Regions from separate parts of the Homo sapiens genome. Here region 2 is linked to region 1. A link is a contact called in ENCODE Hi-C or POLR2A ChIA-PET data. All regions are on one chromosome and are shown on one strand. Each heading gives the region's core, a stretch centred on a gene start or an enhancer-like site at or near the end of the contact. The rest is flanking DNA. Distances are from core to core; before and after follow the strand shown. Region 1 overlaps LINC01470 (long intergenic non-protein coding RNA 1470). Region 2 overlaps GRIA1 (glutamate ionotropic receptor AMPA type subunit 1).

Evidence for each region. A loop is a pair of places that touch in the nucleus more often than their neighbours do. ChIA-PET counts read pairs that join two places held with the same protein, here RNA polymerase II (POLR2A). Pooled maps may share reads with other maps.
Region 2: a map of ascending aorta shows a loop between it and region 1 (2.4-fold over the local background). The contact joins two enhancer-like sites. A Hi-C loop is called at or near these places in 1 of 168 maps with a recorded cell type or tissue (ascending aorta) and 3 of 50 pooled maps. POLR2A ChIA-PET finds 5 or more read pairs at or near these places in 1 of 52 experiments (activated T-cell).

What each region holds. Positions count from the first base shown.
Region 1 is chr5:152,630,050-152,633,951 of GRCh38, reverse strand. The region is part of intron 4 of LINC01470 (long intergenic non-protein coding RNA 1470); the gene reads left to right. Among named protein-coding and RNA genes, the nearest start is that of NMUR2, 230 kb to the right of the region's middle. Within about 2 kb of position 1,456, at least 2 of the 41 ENCODE cell types and tissues checked have a DNase peak (open chromatin) inside an H3K27ac peak, as active enhancers do; they include ascending aorta, where a contact is called at or near this core.
Region 2 is chr5:153,626,951-153,631,242 of GRCh38, reverse strand. All of the region lies in intron 2 of GRIA1 (glutamate ionotropic receptor AMPA type subunit 1), which reads right to left. Among named protein-coding and RNA genes, the nearest start is that of GRIA1, 140 kb to the right of the region's middle. Within about 2 kb of position 2,107, at least 7 of the 41 ENCODE cell types and tissues checked have a DNase peak (open chromatin) inside an H3K27ac peak, as active enhancers do; they include ascending aorta, where a contact is called at or near this core.

The sequences.
Region 1 (3,902 bases), core at 207-2,706:
TCAGCTATAAATGCTGCATTACTGATTTCTCTCTTGCTTTATTCTAAAATAGCATATGAACGTATTTAGAGAGATACGCAAGCAACTAAATTTTAAATAGACATGATTGATAAAATACAATTAAACACACTCAACTATTGAATGTGGCAAAATTTTATAATCTTTTTTGTTTTATTAGAAAAAATCAAGATAATACATTTAATGAGGATAGGCACTGTGTCTATTTTTCTCACCTTCATGTCATTTATAGGTTTGTACAGAGCATGGCATATAAGAGTCATATCACAAATATTTATATAATTAAAAATAAAACTAAAGAGAAAACAAATAAGGAACTGGTATGTTACCAAATATAGCAAAAAGAACTGTGTTCCAATTCCTACTTCCTGTGCTCTACTTAGATCATCTTAGGTTAAAAAGCAGGAAGACCTTTCTGGCATTTAATACCACTAAAATCTCAGAATGTTTTCCTGAAGAAAAATAAATTGATCTTCTTTGTGAAACAAGACTAGGCACCCAACTGTAAGGCCAGATGCCCTGTAATTCATATTGGGAACAGGAGAAAGTTTCAACCAAACCAGAAATGTCCTCTAGCCCTCAATATTTTAATTTTTCTTCCTCTTATTTAATATTACTTCATCCTTAAACACAGTGATAACCAAAGGCATTTTGCTTACCAAGTTCTGCAATAGATTATTTTTCTGGCAAGTTAATCACAGCATAATGGTCAAGAGCACAAAACAATTGTATATATAACAGTCAGACTGACCTAGGTTAAAAGGCGCCCCTCCTAATGGCTGTGCTACCCCTAGGCCTCTTTCACCAGTTTCCTTGGAGGCAAAATTGGGATAATCCCAGCATGTATGTCACAGTGGAGTTGTAGACACGTAATAAGATAATGCTTCCGAAGCTTTTAGTTCAATCTGGCATGTAGTTCAATAAATGTTAGCCATTAATTTCTATGATAATAATAGGTAATAATTTGAATAAATACTTGGCTTTATATTTGTTTTTCTTTAATGGGTCTATGTTCTTTGGCCTTTGTTCAATCAAGTCATGGAAAGTGTTCCTAGTCTACTTCCAAGAAACGTATTCAAACAGCATTTAACAAAATTTAGCATCTTTCTAGACTCAGGGAAGAAATCCCAGAGAAGTTATAGTATAGACAGACCTTGTCCACAAAGGACTTTGCTGTTGGTACCCCACCAACTCTTTTTCTCTTCCCACCCCACCACCTGGAAGGAGGAGCTCTTCAGTACACACTGTTCCTGCCCCTCCCTATGCTGGATGGAAACATACCATGTTTTTCTATCACATGCTAGATTCTTCTGACACCATCTGTTCTTTTTAGCCTACAGCACACAGTTTGCCTTGCTGTCACAACTCTATTTGAAAATGTCGAGAAGAAATGTGATGAATGATTCTGAGGAATGTTGTTTACCTACTAACCATCCACCACTGAGTGGTAGGGAGTGCGGGTTGGAAAATAGCACAGGCCCTTCCAACCATGGGATTTCTATGATTAGCCTTACCTAATATGTCACTGAGTTTGAAAGATAGAAAGGCTGATTCTAAGGAGTTTTAATCCAAGAAGCACTTGTTGCTATGGATCCTACTGTAGGTCTCATTTACTGAACTCTTAGTTTCCACTAGGCACTATGTTAATTACCCAACCACACATTATAGCACTTAATCCTCACAGCACTCCAACAAGGAGGAGGATATACTGTTATCATCCATATGTATACTTGTGAAATTAGCAGCTTGAGAAAATCAGTTAACCTTCTCATGGTCACAGCACTAGGAAATGGAAGTGTTATGAGCCCAAGTTGTCTGTCTCCAGACTCTCTGTCTTTGACCCATGCATACCCTGCCTTGGCATGCATTCATTTCAAGAATAGGAAACTGATAACCAGTTGGCTTGTTTTCTCTGGGTCCCACTGTTAAGATGAGTCCTGGAGTTGCCGTTCTGTTTTGCTATTGTGGTAACCCTAAATTTGAAGCTCATTAAAGGAAGAGATAGTGGTGACATGATTACACACACACCACCTTTGGTCATGCATAGTAGATGCTAAGTATCACTGGTGGATGGTTTATCCAATGGAGACTGTTACCAAGGTGATCAAATTATTTATCATCCAAATCAGGACATATTTGAAAGGGGAAAAGGGTCTACTAAAAATTATACTAGGACAATACTCTAAACTGGGGTCATCTTCAGCAAACTGACCCACATGGTTGCCCTAGTTATAACTCCTGTTCTACTATATTTATTCAATGTCGTGAGTTTCCTCTGAGGTAAAGGTTAGGAACAGGCTTCAAAAACAGGTAAATTAGAACACCACGAAATGGAGCCATCTATTTTAAATACAAATGTAGAAACAGAGACTATCAAAAAGACAACTTGAATGTCACCCTGATTTTATTTTCCCTTTTATAAATGTGTTTGTGATTTTTTTTTTCTGCTCCTCAGCAGATGCTACCTGATTTGTGCTCCAGCTAATGTCACTCACGTCAGGAGTGTTGCCAAATGCAATGAGGTGCGACTGACACCAGGGAAGATGATGAGCAAAGAGAATGGCAGCTGGCTGTGTTTCCTTCTTATAGCATTTTAATGAATCAAGGAGCATCCTGATAGAGTACATCTGGACATGCTAGAAGCCAGACTCTAAGATCCGAGAACCCTAAGGCGGCTCCATCTTCATGACAGGGAGGATGGGTCCTGAATAGAGGGATGAGGCCTGAGAAATATAAAAGGCAGTTGCAGTGCTATAGAAAGAACTATACATTAGTGGTTAGAAAACCTGAGTTCTCTCTCACTCTGTGTTACTCATTAGTTTTTTGACTTAGGCAAAATGTTTGTCTTACTCGAGACTCTTTTAACAATAAAAACACACTAGAGTTACCAACAGGGTCCCAAAGGCAGTGGATAGGGGATCTAGAAAGCTACTACAAGGGGCCCATTCCTCTTTCATTATTGCTTCCCTTTCTTCTCTCTCTCTGACAATCAGCTTTTTTTCCTTTACCTCCCAGTCTGCCTGGTGGAAGACAAGATAATCCAAGTTTTCATGGTATAGGTCCAGCCACAAGGAAAGACTGATTCCTGATTCTCATTTCCATGTTTAATTCCTAGCTGAAGGTATGATAGGCCTAGCTAATTCCCCCTCACCAAAAAGTATGAACAGAGTGTGTATGAATTTTAGACATCATGCCTGAGGCCCACTCCTTTGGCCCAATAGATGGTGGATCAGTTCTCATTTCAAGGGGACTGTTTGTCAGCTGAGATGTTTCCAAAGGTATTCATTTGCTTGTGTAACTTTATTTCCTCAAAAGTAAAATCTGACCTCCCTTCCCTTGTGTGGTTATAAGTCTTAAAGGAGACCATGTACAAGAAAAAAAATTGTGAAATTCAAAGGGCTTTATATATATCAGGCACTAGCTGTAAACTGAAGTCACCCTGTGAATCAGATGTAGAGTTACCATATTTAGGCTCACACCCTCTAAATCCCCAAGGTGTAGTCCTCTTTCCATGGACAGTTGGAAGGTCAATGTCATTGAAAGAAAAAAGGTAAAGCTTACCTAATGTGAATATTGTGGGCTTAGAGTTCACCAGCAGGCAAGAACTCTCTCCAGGGTTGTAATTAATTACCTTATTTGCATTATGTAAATGCTACCTTTTAAAATTTCATAATTGTTATTAAACTCAGTTATTTCTCTAAGCTCTGAGCTACTTAATTACTAGAACTGTAAACAGAACATAAGGGCTGCAGAATGCATGAATATTTAGTGATACCAACAGATTTTGTTCATGACCTGCCACGATTATTAATATTACTTTTAATTTTAACAGAGCAGGTTGTCAACATGGGTACTAAACATGAAGCAAAGGCAACTCCTTTATC
Region 2 (4,292 bases), core at 858-3,357, 1.0 Mb before region 1:
AGAGATGGTTGAAGGGACAACACTGTATCTAATCATTTATTAGCTCATTGATTATCTAGATGTTCCCCTTTTAGGACAAATTTTTGAGGGCACAGCCTCTTTCTCATTTCTCAGCATATCTATCTAATGCACAACACAGTCTTTGCCATTGAGAGGTTCAATCAATGTCAAGTAAAAGAGTAAACAAGAGAGTGGACTATTTCTCTCCTTAAATGAAGAGCTTTTGTTTCCTCATCTGTAAGAGAACAGACATGGACTATGCAAACACAGTTATTTCCAGATCCAAATGGCGTTACCATTAACAGGACTTGTTTCTCTATCTCAAGTTCTGATTTCCTCCATAGGTTCTGCACACACTCAGAACACTGCATTATAGACTTCCCTTGCACTTCCACACATACACCAAGCAACCACCACCACCACAGCCATGCTGCTACATAGCCTACAACTGGGGCCACCTGTTGGTTTTAGGATGATTACTTCTCCTCCACCCTCTATTGTCTCCTTCAAGACAGCTAAGGAGATAAGGCCAGATGGTGCTAAAGCCATAAAATCTCTGCTGGATTTGCTTCTTTGAGGGTGCTGTGCAGGTCTAGAGCTGCTTTGAGCATGGGAGGGAGGGGACTTCACTCTGAAGATCTGAGGTGGGAAGCTTGGACCTGCCTTGTTCAAAGCATTGGGCAAAAATTCCTTTTTATTTCCTATTGTTTTGGGGTGGCCTCTTCTGATCCCCATAGTGCTGAGATCCAGACAGCCAAGAATAGGTGAGGGCCACAGGGAAAGTAGCTTTCTTGGGTCCTCCAGCTCATAGAAGCCCACAGCATAGCAACAGCCACGCAGTAATAAACATTGGGCTTTTTCTCTTCAATATATTCCTTTGCTTATCTCCCTCACATATCTAAGAAAAGAAAGGGGATCATTGAGGATCTGGAGAACCTGGCACAGCCACAGTGGCAACAAATGATGATGATGATGATGATGATGATAATTATCATTATTATTTCTAACATTAATTACTAATAGGTGCTTGCATATACTGAGCACTTTAATGCTAGAAAATAGACTACACATTTTACTTTCATCAATTCTTTTAATCTCTGTAACAGCTTAAGAGGGTGTACTTTATTATTATTGCCATTTAACAAAAGAGGGACTAAAACATAGGTAGGCAGGGGTCACAGAACTGATAATAGTGGAGCTACAATTCAAACCCCTGTATGTCTGATTCCACATGAGTCCTTATCACTTTGCTAAACTACCTTGCAACATGTCTATTATAATACCAAAACATTCACTGAATAAGTAAATTTATCAATTCAACATAGTGTATGTGGTATAGTATGGGGAAAACAACAGTCAAGACCCTTGCCTCTAAGAGGGTCATTCCAATGCGATGAAAGACACACTTATGAGCCACTAATAAAAATTGCATGAGAAAATGAAATAAATTCTGCAGTAGAAGAACAGCATGTTCTGCACATTCAGAGGGAAGGGCAATCCCTTAAAGAGGGAGAAGAGGGCAGATTTCCAAGATGAGGATCCTAAAGGGCAAGCATGTTTTTAAAAGTCCAAGGCAGAAATGCCTACTACATAGTGCAAATGCATAAATGCGTGTGTGCATGTGTTCCCAAGTGTGTGTACACGGAGCCCAAGTACCGCTTCCAAATCCTCTTCAACCTAGTCACCACTGCACAGCTAGAGTTGTCCTGTAAGATTGAAAGTATTTATAATCCTTGGTTTCAGGGGAGCAGGAGAAGGAAACCCTGAAAGTCTCCCAGTTTTTGTTAACTCTCTACAATGTCGCTCATCACAGACGTTTCCCACCTGCCTTCTTCTCACTTTCTTCAATGCTGAGACAGTTTAAAGTGTTTCCAATCTTCTCACTTCACTGGCTGTCAACTGGGCTGCAAGCTGTGAAGGCCCCGGAGTCAGCAGAGGGTGCTGTGAAAAGCATGCTGAGGATGCCTTGTGGAAGCACGAGCTGCATGTTTCAGCTTTACCCAAAGCAGGGAGGAAGGGGGAGGGAAGAGGAAATGAGGAGGAGGAAAGGCATTTTTGCCCTCCTCACAGCCTAAGTCTGCGGAAGAAAAGCAGAAAGGGCATGCAAACCATCCAGGGCACTGGCCTGTGAGTCAGCACACTTGAGGACTAGTACACAGGCCCACCCCTGCCTGTCTCTCTGTACAAACTTGACAATTTTCTTCCTGTCCCTGGGCTGGAGGTTCTCATTGGTAAAACAAAAGATTTGGCTGCAGTTGCCTGCAGTTCCCATATTCTATGATGATTCTCAGCAGCATAGTGGTGACTAGGAGAGGAACAAAGCTGGTCTGTAGACACGACAGAATTCTAACTGAGAGGCTGACTATGGTAACTGTCCTTCTGCACTCACTACTGGATCTGAACACACAACAAAGAGTGGACCATCCAAGGTAGGACTTTAGAACAGGAAGAGGAAATTATAAAAAGGAATCAATAATTTGCTCTATTGTATAGAAAAAAAACCCACAAACAAATCAAAAACAAAAAAGCAAGACTATGATCCAAGAATAGGCAAAGATGCTCATATACAAGGATCTGAAGAGAGGACAAATGCAGATGAAGTTGTAGGTGCATTTCGTTAACTTTTAAAATTGCCTAACAGTGGCCAATTAGCCTCAGATGCTACCCAGAAGACTGAGATAATGTTCACTGAAATAGTCATAGCACAGACAATAAAAACTATCATTTATTGAACATGTACTTAAACACTTGCATTACTAAACATGTTGTAATGTAATTGTTCCCAATCACAATGCCATGAAGAAGGTACTAGAATCTCCATTTACAGAGGAAAATATGAAAGTTCAAGGGCACACAGAAATGACAGACACAGAAATCAAAGCCAGGTCAGTCTGAACTTCAGCTCCATGCTTGTAGCCGTCCTGCCTTCGGAAAAGCAAGCACAGGCAAATAGACTTTCCTCTTTACACCAACTCCCCTGTGATGAGCAGAATCTCATCACTGCTCTATCTCTCATTCCAATCCTTCAAGGTCCCACTTAGACACCACCTCTTCTGTGAGAGTCCCAGTCAGAATTAATCCATCCTTCGCTGGGCTCTCATAGTTCTTGGCTTGTATTGCTATTAGCACACTTAACACTTCCTACCTCGTGTTAGAATTAACTATGTCTGATCCTCCCTTCACACTACACCTAAAGCAAGCTGCTTAGACGTTTGTTATGGCACTCAGCATCTTGCATCAATGCTAGCCTGCCTGGGTTTGCCTCCCATCTTATCCAGTGAGTCCTTCCTGTGAGGACAGGAGCTGTGTCTCAGGAATCTCTGTCTGCCTGATACTTAATAGTGCCTTGGGAACAAAGGCTTTCTGAGTGATGCTGAGACTTGCAGCCAGTTTCTCTGTTGTCTCTGGTCTACCGACCATGATACAACTTTTCTGGCGTACTTTTTCTCGTATGCTTTCCATGGTCAGAGTCATTGAACAATTGCTGGGCAAGGGTCAGGAATTCCTGTGTGGAATATCTCTCAGAGAACTGGGGAGGTGGGGGCATATGCAGCTCTCTCCACTTCCCATGCCACTCTCCTCGCTGCTGTCCTCTCTCCTCCAGTAGAGACCTGCCCACTTTTACCTCATTAGAATTCACTTTACAGAGAGCATCGCTTGCCCCATTCTTTTACTCTGGAGTTAGTGACTTCATTCTGACTGGGGAAGAAAGACTGATTCCTCTGAAAAAAATTGTTCTAGATTATTTTTCAAGTGAGGGGAGATTTCTGGGGCTGAAAGGCCACCTGGAACACTTGGGCTCACGTGCCTGTGTCTACTCTGGGCTAGACACCTGAGTGGTTAAGGATAAAGGGTTTGATGGTGGACAAGCCAGATTCAAAACGGTGCTTCGTCCCTTGGGCAAGTTAATTAGTAACTCTGAAACCTTTGCTTGCTCATCTGTATTATGGAAATAATAGTACCCACCCAATGGTGCTGCTCTGAGAATCAAATGCATGTAAAACGTGTTTTTGCACAGTTCCTGGCCCTGTAAATGACTACTATTGTTTCTGTTGCTGCAGTTATCTGAGGCTATATTGTTATTGTTTTATAAATAACATTATCTGGCCACTAAGAAAGATAAGAGCAACATGCAGTGGAAAATTGTACCTCTCAGTTAATAAGAAATGCAGAATCACATGTAGCTTCTAGTTGAGAGACTAAGAATAGCTGTAGTTAAGTTTCTGCTTAAAAATAACTCATGCATTTTTAGGCTATCAGAACCGAAGGTGCTTTAGAGAGCATCTTTATCA